2 separate regions of the Homo sapiens genome follow, and region 1 is linked to region 2. A link is a loop called in an ENCODE intact Hi-C map of the cell type or tissue named here. Cell type or tissue: K562. All regions are shown on one strand. Region 1 overlaps CLMN (calmin). Region 2 overlaps SYNE3 (spectrin repeat containing nuclear envelope family member 3).

Region 1 (5,000 bases), 200 kb after region 2:
AGCAGTCTTGATGTCCATCCACAGGGGGAACAACCAGACTATGGAAAACACTGTAGCCATCAGAGAGAATAAAGTGGATCCATATTGCAAAGTGGAAGGATCTCCGATAGAGCTTGGGACAGACACTCTCTGAGCTTCCGGGAGTCTCCAAGACTCTGGTACTCACTGGTCTCAGCACATGTCTCCTCCCAACCTCATTTCTATTAACTTCTTTTCCTTCTCCCTTCCCTCTCACCCGTGAAACACAGTTTACTGGAATTCGTTCTTTAATTCTTATGCCTATTAGCCAGTGACCCTCCCTTACAGAAAAGGAGGAAACTGAGAGAAAAGCAGTGATGTACGTAATTACTGTCTGCTGGTTCTTCAGTTAAAAATATTGTAAGGCATAATATTGAAACGTGATTTATGGGTGCCACATTCTGCCAAATAATGAGGCCAAGAGGAAAAAAGTCCCGTTGTTACAGAAATCCATAAGCTTTGCTCTCCTGCAGGAGATCAATTGGCTCTCATTTTCTTATTGCTAAAGAAATTTGGAATCGTTTTAGGCATATGTGATATGGTCTTTCAATATGTTGAAATCCAGTAGCTGAGGAGCCGTCTGGCTCAGATATTGAAGGAAGTTTCCTGGAGGCGTGGCAGCTCACAGCCGAGGAGGCTGCAGCCTCAGGCCACCACGCACCCTCACCCAGACACTGGCACTGGGGCCCATCTCAGAAACACCCTCCGGGTGCTCGAGGGCCCAAGACAGCTAAGGCCACAGAACTCAGGAGAGAGCAGAAAAAGCACAGAATGGAGTTCCACCTGGGCTGTTTTATTAACTATTTGCCCCTCCGTTTCTTCATCTGTAAAACAGAAATGATAACCTTACTATTAATTGTGTGACCTTGGACAAGTTACAACATCTCCCTGGGCGCGATTGTCCCATCTGAAGGTCATAATAGCACCTGCCACAGAGGATGGTAGTAAGGATTAAATTAGTTAATCCATGTAAATTACCTAGGTAAGTGCCTGCCATATAGCAAGTGCTTGGTACTTTTTTTTAAAAATCACTGTTATGACTATTGCAGACACCTTTGCCATGATTGGAATAGCTGGAATCCAAACTCAAGCCTTCCATTTCCAGGGTTCTGGCTGGTGTGGGGCTGACAGACCTGGATGGGGATTCCCAGCTCTGCCTCTCTTCAGCTGAGCAAGTCACTGGAACCTCTCTGAGCTGCATTCTGTTCAGCTGTAAAATAATAGTTTGTACTTTGCAGGGGTGTTGTAAGGCAGTGGTCTCCAGCCTTTTTGGCACCAGGGACCAGTTTTGTGGAAGAAAATTTTTCCATGGACAGGGTGCTGAGGGGGATGTTTTCAAGCTCCTATGAGGATTTAATGCGGCTGGGCGCGGTGGCTCACGCCTGTAATCCCAGTACTTTGGGAGGCCGAGGTGGGCGGATCCCGAGGTCAGGAGATCGAGACCATCCTGGCTAACATGGTGAAACTCTGTCTCTACTAAAAATACAACAAAAATTAGCCAGGCATGGTGGTGCGCGCCTGTAGTCCCAGCTACTCTGGAGGCTGAGGCAGGAGAATGGCATGAACCCGGGAGGCGGAGCTTGTAGTGAGCCGAGATTGCGTCACTGCACTCCAGCCTGGGTGACAGAGCTAGACTCTGTATCAAAAAAAAAAAAAAAAAAAAAGTTAGAGGATTTAATGCCTCTGTTGATCTGACAGGAGGCGGAGCTCAGGCCGTGATGCTCGCTTCTCACCACCTGCTGTGCAGGCCAGTTCCTAACAGGCGCGGACCAGTACTGGTCCATGGCCTGGGGGTTGGGGACCCCTGTTGTAAGGTTTAAAGATGAATGGAAACAAAGTGTCCGGGACGCAGTGAGTGCTTGGCGGATGGCAGTCGCCCTTGGCAGTGAAAGATCTTTGCTAAGAAGCCTCTTTGGGTAATGCTCTCCCCTGGGAGAAGGGGTCCATTCCTGGTTTATGTCCTTCGGTTCACATTGGCTCAGCAGCAAGCGCCTGCAGAACTCTTTATTCCTGGAGGGTGCAAAGTCTGCCCTGGCTCTAGAAATAATAGCTACAAAGAAAAACCACTGGCAGCCCCTGTGCCAGGGACTGTGTGGAGTTGGCTCTGCAGGAGCCTGGGTATCCTTAGAGCAGCTTGGAGAGTGAGCTCCTCATCCTCCATGTGCAGATCAGACATGCGGGTGGGGGTCTGGCCCGGGCACACAAAGCTGGGAGATGACAGGGCTCAGAGTCTGATCTTGGGCTGTCCAATCCCTTTCACCACACTGTGGCACATTCCAGAGCCCCTATCCAATTCCTAATTATCGGCTCCACTCCACCCCGACCCTGACTGCCCTCTCCCATCTCCTCATGCCCATCACTGCCACTGGGTGACCATGCAGTCCCATTACAGCCTCTTGTGGGGTTGATTTGTAGTTTTGTCTCCAGTGCTTCTTAGCCTGAACTGTCAGATGTCTAAATGTTTGAATTGGGTTGTAGAGAACATTTTGTTCCATGTGTCTGAATCTGTGGGTTTACATAGATGCTCAGGGGTTGGGCTGGGGAGCATGGGTTGTGGGTGCCAGGTAAGGCGTTGCCAACCCCTTCCAGAAAGGCCTCTGTTCTTACATGGGACACCCTGGGGTTCTGTCTGCCCTCCACCTAGAATCTCCCCTTGGGAAGGGGAAGGTGTGATTTTGCACATACTTCTTATTCTCCCAGCTGATGGTATGTCTTTGTTTTCAGTTGAGAGGGAAAATGTGCAGAAGAGGACCTTTACACGATGGATAAATCTACATCTAGAAAAGGTAATGGCGCACTTGGGTGTTTGCTAAGTGATAGATTCATCTGTAACTGAATTTACAGTTCCAGAGAGTGGAGGGGGAGCTGGTGACCTGTGCTCTTTCTGTTGTTCATTCATTTAAACATTTATAAGTGCCTCCCCCTGCCGGTTACCAAGCTCAGGATTGGGAAGAGATGACTGAGACACGGCTCTGCCCTCCTGGGGTCATCATTCTTATCAGGGGAAGGAAAGAGAGGGTCTGTCTTTAAGTAGGAATCTGAGCAGATGGTGGAAGACGTTCATTATTGAACACACCAACACCTGAAACTCAGGTGCGCATCTTGATTGCCAGACCCGGGATCTGTGAAGAGCCAAGAGCCATTTGTAGGTATTGGGCAAAGCTAGATTTCCTTCTAAAGTCACATAATGTTGCTATTTAATAATAATAATAGTAATAATATTATTACCTGCCCCTTCACTCTGCATCAGGCATCCTGCATAGTGCCACACACACATGCCATGTCTCCTGTCATCCTCATGACGACTTGAATTACCCCCCTCCTATCAGAAGGAGGAAACAGAGGCACGGAGACATAATGTGGCTTTCCTGAACTTTCCATGGCTTCTCCTCTGTATTCAACTTAGTGGCCCTTCTATTCCTCTGTTTCTTTCTCTTCTTGCATTCTTTGGCCCGGCTGTTTTGAGTTGCATTTTGTTTGCAAGCATCTCATGCACACACCATAAAACAAAAGCAGCTGAATCAGCTCCCCACTTGAAACAGACTAAAGGAAGAGCCACAGAGGAGAGGCAGTGATGGGAAGGGATGAACAGCTCTGGGTGAGAAGGGGGATGGGAGCAGGCAGAAATCTCAGCCCTCCTGGTGCATGAGGTTGGATGGACCTCAAGACTGTGGGCCTGGGGCTGGGAGAGGAGAGATTATTTTTCTCTTTTTTAGAAAGTTGATTTTTTATCTACTCACTTCACCTCTTTCTCCTTAAGCACCACTATCTGGTTCTCCATCTATATCCAGCAAGTAGTCTCAATTCTGTTTGAAGCTAGTAGCACCCCACTTTCATGTTTGTAGGTAATCGTCTCTCTTCTCCTCTTAAAAGGTTCAAGAGAGGCCGGGCACAGTGGCTTATGCCTGTAACCCCAGTGCTTTGGGAGGCTGAGGCAGGTAGATCACTTGAGGTCAGGAGTTTGAGACCAGCCTGGCCAGCATGGTGAAACCTTGTCTCTACTAAAAATACAAAAATTAGCTGGGCGTGGTGGCTCATGCCCGTAGTCCCAGCTACTGGGGAGGCTGAGACTGGAGAATCGCTTGAACCCAGGAGGTGGAGTTTGCAGTGAGCTGAGATCGCACCACTGCACTCCAGCCTGGGCGGCAGAGCGAGACCCTGTCTCAAAAAACAAAACAAAAGGTTCAAGAGTAACTATTGACTGCCTTTATGGTTAACACAAAAGAAAGGTTCTTAGAAGAAATCACTGAAATGATTAGAAAGCAGAGAAAATAAATGTGGCTTTTAGGAAGTGGAGCTCTTGACCTCAATTCTAATTCACATAGTTTATCTTTAGGTCTAGGATATTGCCCGAGCAGGCATTCGGCCACCCACACCTCCACTCCTGACGTGTAGAACATGTGACGCAGTGCCACCACTTCACCCAGGAGCATCCTGAACTCTACGGGTGAAAGATTGTATCGCAGATGAAGCTTATAAATCATCAACCAGTTGTTTTGATTATTGGCACATTTTCGGCAATGCTCCTAAAGTGAAGTGTTATTTTGGGGAAAAAAGCAAAAGGAAAACTTGTCCCCAAACCTGAGATCACTGAACTCTTAAATTAATGCCTGATGTGTGTCAGGGTAGCTGGAAATTCCTGCTGGGGGACACACTAGAGCCATGGAGTATTTCTTTCTTTCTTTTTTAAAAAATTAAAATAAATAAATACAGAAAAGTACAGAGGGTCACGTGGTGAATATACCCGCACCCACTCACCACCCCAAATGAACCTCTGTTCGCATTTATCATATCAAGGATTTTCTCCCTGGTCAAATTCCTGCCCCTTTCTCAGGGCAGGTGGGTAGCGCCGACTCTGAAAATAAATCAGATAGCACCTGAAACTGATGTCTAATAAACAGGGCAAAATTAACAGCCACGTTTCCAACCTTGAGACTTTCAAGAACAACCTTGCATGTAAAGGAAACCCAGGAACTCCTTGG
Region 2 (5,000 bases):
CTTTCAGTTTACTAATTCTCTCTTTAGCTGTGTTTCATCTTCTGTTACACGTGTCTACTGAGTTCTTAACTTTGGTTGTTGCAGTTATCAGTTCTAGAACTTCTATTTGGTGCTTTTAATAATCTACTCTATCATTTTTCTTATCTTTTTTTTTTCTTATTTTATAGCTCCTGTCTTAACTGAAACTCTATCATTTTTCATACCTTCCAGATACTTGCTGAAATTTTTAAACCTATCTTTTAATTATTTGAACATAGTAAACATAGCTTTTTACAGATTGTATCTAATAATTCTAACATCTCAAGGCATTTTATGAATGTTTCTGTTGTATATTATTTCTGCCTGTTCTTACTCTTGGTTTCTTGTGTCTTCATGTGGCTGCTTTGTGTGCTAGACATTGTGTTTGCCAAAATATGTATAAGAGGGATTTAAGATTTAGGATAGGCAGGGCACGGTGGCTCACGCCTGTAATCCCCGCACTTTGGGAGGCTGAGGCGGGTGGATCACCTGAGGTCAGGAGTTCGAGACCAGCCTCAACATGGAGAAACCACGTTTCTACTGAAAATACAAAATTAGCTGGGCATGGTGGTGCATGCCTGTAATCCCAGCTATTCGGGAGGCTAAGGCAGGAGAATTGCTTGAACCTGGGAGGCAGAGGTTGCGGTGAGCCGAGATCGCGCCATTGCACTCCAGCCTGGGCAACAAGAGCGAAACTCTGTCTCAAAAAGAAAAAAAAGATTTAGGATAATCTTTTCCTCCAGAGTTGATTTTATTTGCTACTGCCAGGCGAGTAGGGACCTTTCATTCTGGGACCACTAAATCCAAGTTCAAGGCTTGAGTTTCCCTGGTCTACTAAGATGACTTTGAACTGGGCTGCAAGTCTACACAAGGTCCAGGTTTACTTCTGGTTCATTTTTAATAGGGTGAAGGCTTTAGGAGCTCAGCAAAAGGGTGAATGAACCCTATCAGAATCTCTACCTCTGCAGGCCCCAGACTTTGGCCTTTGTCTCCCCAGCCCAGTGAGGCTGCCAAAAGCAAAGATGTTTTACAGCTATTCCTTCCAAATTGGCAAATGTTCTGTGGGCAAAAGCAGATCTGAACACAGCACTGACTGCCCTGGGTTTTCATTCTTTCCCAAGTTGTGGCCCGGTGTGCCTCACATTCTTTTGTTAATACTTTTATGCCTTTAAAATGCTTTAAATATTTTGTCCTTAGTGGGAGGTTTGGTCCCAATTATCTAGTTGGCCATTACCTGGAAATCTTCCTTGCCTGCCTCTCCTGTCTCATATCTGGCTACTCCTCTCATTCCCCCCACCGCACCACCACCCAACTCCAGCCATATCAGAAATGACTTTCCGTTCCTCAAGTTAAACCCCCTTGCTTTTTGTACAGCATACATTCCTGTGGGCTCTGAGAAGCTAAGCAAGGTGTCCCATATTACATGCTAGTAGAATGGGGCAGAGCCAGGATCCAAAGCCAGGATTTAAAACTGGGCTCCCGGATTTATAGCCCCGCTCCTACTGCCCCATCACACCACCTCTCAGGAGTCCTGAGAATAAAAGTTTCCATCCCAAGGGAACACAGTACTTCTATTTCCTGAGAAAAATCTGCACATTAAAACACCATTCTGCCAGGCTCAAAATGCTAACAGAAAGACATGTTCACAATGACAGCTTTTAGAATGATGCGAACTCTAGTCAAGCCCTCTGGAGGACTTGGTCCTGGAATGTCATATTTGGAAGTGACCACTGGAGGTCTGCAGCCCAGCTGCCCGTTCCATGCAGGAGGCCATCCTGTAGCATTCCTGAGAGCAAGGGCTAGGCCTTGGCTTGAATTGCACAGATGGGAGTCCCACTTTATGGATTCTGTCTGCCTCCTCCCTGCCTACCTGTCTGTCAAGTGAAATTTGATGGACCCATCCTTACCATTCAGGTGGGGCTGTCTGGGCCATTTGGAAGCCGCACCATGACGCTGCTGTTTCCCCCAGGAGCTGGAGGCTCGGGTGCCAGAAGGTCAGCATCTCTTTGAGAACCTCCTTCGTCTCGGGCCAGCAAGGGGGACCTCGGATGAGCTGGAAGATCTGCGCTACCAGTGGATGCTGTACAAGTCCAAGCTGAAGGACTCTGGCCACCTGCTGGTAGGTGCCAAGGATGTGCAGGTCCCAGATTCCAGGGACAGGACTATAGCTGGGCCGTATTTGCCTGGGGATACAGTGCTAAGCCTGCATCCACCCTGCCCTGTGCATTCACACACCAGACAGTGGTGACCACTCAGGCAGAGGACAGGGACACTCATGGGTTCTGGGCACTTAGGTGACGCCATTTGGCCATCCAACCACCTCATGAGGCTGAAGTCCCAGTCAGGACAGCAGTGACCTCATAATTAATGTGTAAGGAGTGCTTCCTATCTCCCAAGCCGAGGGCCCTGTGTGCACCGTCCCATTCAGTCTGTACGGTTCCCCTCTGCTCAAGTCATTGTATCTCCAGACTGCAGAGGGGAGCTGAGACTCCAAGCAGTGAAAAACCTTGCCCGAGGCCGCGTGGGTGGTCAGTGGCAGAGCCAGCCTGCAGACACACCCGTGTGTTGTAGGCGTGACCTGGGGAAGCACTGGAGTGGCATCAGGAGCCCTGGGGTCCAGCCCCATGTCTCTAACTTGCCCTGTGTCTTAGTTGAGCAAGCACCTTCCTTTTCGGGGGCCCCTGTGTCTCCTCACACCAAATAATAATAATAATAATAATAATAATAATAATAATAATAATAATAGCAAAACTAGTAATGATCATAACCTTTGCTCAATGCTATGTCCTTATAACAGCCCTTTAAAGGAGGTGCTGTTATATGCCCTGTGAACCAATGAGGAAACTGAGGCACGGACATTAAGTTTCCTAGGTCCCTAAGTCTGAGGAGGGTGGTGAGCTGGCCCTTAAGGGCCCTTTCAGCCTCAGACCCCAGCCCCAAGCTGGGCGCCCCAGGCTTTCCTGGCCCGGGAGCAGCCGAGACGGCCACTAGGTGTCAGCCCAGCCCAAGCCAGGTTGGCCATGGCCCCCGCCGGCCTTGGCCACGGCCTTTCCAGACAGAATCCCAGCTGGGCCTGAAGTGTGTTAAAAAGCTCATTAAATCGAATCATCTGCTGGCTCAGGCTGTCCAGATGACCAGAAGTTTTAAAGAAACACTCCCCTGACAAAACGAATATTCCATTACAGGCTCTGTTGGGATTTAAGTTTCACTCACTTAACTTATTTTTTTCCCCCCTTTTCCTCTCCTTCCCTAAAATAACAGACACAAAGTTCTCCAGGGGAGCCGACTGGATTCCAAAAGGTACAGTGTCTGCCATCTGCTCCACACGGCTAGCAGGCAGGGTGCCTGGAGGGTTGGTGGGCCCGTGACACTGGGGCAAGACTCGTGGGCTTTCTGGAAGGTTCCAGGAAGACCAAAGAACATTTATGGGGGATCAACTCTGGGCTGCGCTGTGCTGGGCCCCAGGATTCTTGATTTCAAGAAGCCCCAGGCTTGGGGGGAGGCTGGCAGGGTGTGCAGAGTCCTCCGCTGGGACAGGCACATAGCAGAGAGGGGATCTTGGAGTTCACCCTCCTAAATCAGGACACGCTGGGGAGTGGACAAAGATGCTACCAATGATTATGCTGTGACAGCAGGTGTGAACCGGGACTGTCCCAGGAAACCTGGGTTGTTGCGGGCAAACTGGACGGTGTGGCCACCCTGGTGATGGAGAGTCTATGGGGCTCGGTAGGGACAGGAGAGGGAGGGATTGTGCCTTTGAGTTCTACTAGGCAGGTGTTTCCACTTACCCTACTGAGCCGTGCTCAGAGTCACTCCCAGGGTCTTTGCAGGCTGAAGCAATAACAATAACAGCAGTAATAACGACAACAATGAGTAATAGGTATGATTATTACTCGAGATGCTATGTATTGGCCATCCACTGTGTGTGCCAGGAACTGTGCTAAGTTGTGGTTAGGGCCTCTCCTGTAACTCTCCCAGTGACACCTAGGAGGCAGTATAATCTCAACTTTCAGCGCGAGGAAACAGAAGGGGCAAGCCTGAAGTGACTTGTTCAAGGAAGGCCTCAGCCCCTCAGTGGTCTCTGGCCTCTGAATCCAAAACTCATGTTGTTAAACTTCCACGTTGTGACTTGGAGAAGACTTCCCTGGGGCCTGGGGTGTCTCCCCATTTCTGGAAAAGCCAAGTGTAAATCGGTGTCTCCTAGTGCCACTGTTTCCAAGGGAATGAATGCTGTGTTTTCCTGCTAGGCATTGGCCCGTAATGACACGAGCCTCCTCCGGCATGCTCTGATCCAAGGAGCTCTGAGTTCCTTGAGATCTCTCATTCTTTGGAATCTGTGTTTCCTAGAAATCTGTGATTTCTTCTTGGCCTCTGGCTGGTGTCATAAGTAACATCTATAGGAGAGTGGGTAACCAATGGACTGGGCAGGGCAGTCACAAAATCAAGGCTGGGCTCTGGGCCCAATACCAACTGGCTTTGTGGCTTCGAGGGAGTTGTTTGGCCCCTTGGGGTTCACTTTCCCCATCTATAAAATGGAGCTTTTTTTTTTTTTTCCTTTGAGACAGAGTCTCCTGTCACACAGGCTGGAGTGCAATGGCACAATCTCAGCTCACTGCAACCTCTGCCTCCCAGGTTCAAGCAATTTTCCTGCCTCAGCCTCCCAAGTAGCTGGGATTACAGGCATGCGCTACCACACCCGGCTAATTTTTGTATTTTCAGTAGAGACGGGGTTTCACCATGTTGGCCAGGCTAGTCTCAAACTCCTGACCTCAGGTGATCCACCCTCTTCGGCCTCCCAAAGTGCTGGGATTACAGGCATGAGCCACTGCACCCAGCCTAAAATGGAACTATTAATGGCAACCTTATTTACTTCATGAACTTATTTTGAAGATCGTGTGAACTGTTGTATATGAAAGTAGAAATGCTTCTGATCACTTAAGCCCTGCCCCCAACACCCCCCAGTTTAGAATAACAAACACACT

Evidence for each region. Peaks named below come from ENCODE experiments on the same cell type or tissue, not always from the same donor. Only the 100,000 strongest peaks of a DNase experiment are listed, where the experiment ranks them.
Region 1: a loop joins it to region 2, with 2.8 times the contacts of the local background. A loop is called at or near these places in 4 of 110 quality-filtered maps.

What each region holds. Positions count from the first base shown.
Region 1 is chr14:95,227,876-95,232,875 of GRCh38, reverse strand. It overlaps CLMN (calmin), which reads left to right. Exons shown (of 13, transcript NM_024734.4): 2 at 2,743-2,804. Among named protein-coding and RNA genes, the nearest start is that of DICER1-AS1, 73 kb to the right of the region's middle. In K562, a CTCF peak has its summit at 2,947 (motif pointing left); no DNase peak of the experiment used is centred here.
Region 2 is chr14:95,430,397-95,435,396 of GRCh38, reverse strand. It overlaps SYNE3 (spectrin repeat containing nuclear envelope family member 3), which reads left to right. Exons shown (of 18, transcript NM_152592.6): 16 at 1,988-2,137; 17 at 3,280-3,318. Among named protein-coding and RNA genes, the nearest start is that of SYNE3-AS1, 83 kb to the left of the region's middle. RefSeq lists an enhancer at 3,784-3,923. In K562, CTCF peaks have their summits at 3,009 (motif pointing right) and 3,998; DNase peaks (open chromatin) are centred at 3,016 and 3,986; H3K27me3 peaks cover 58 bases.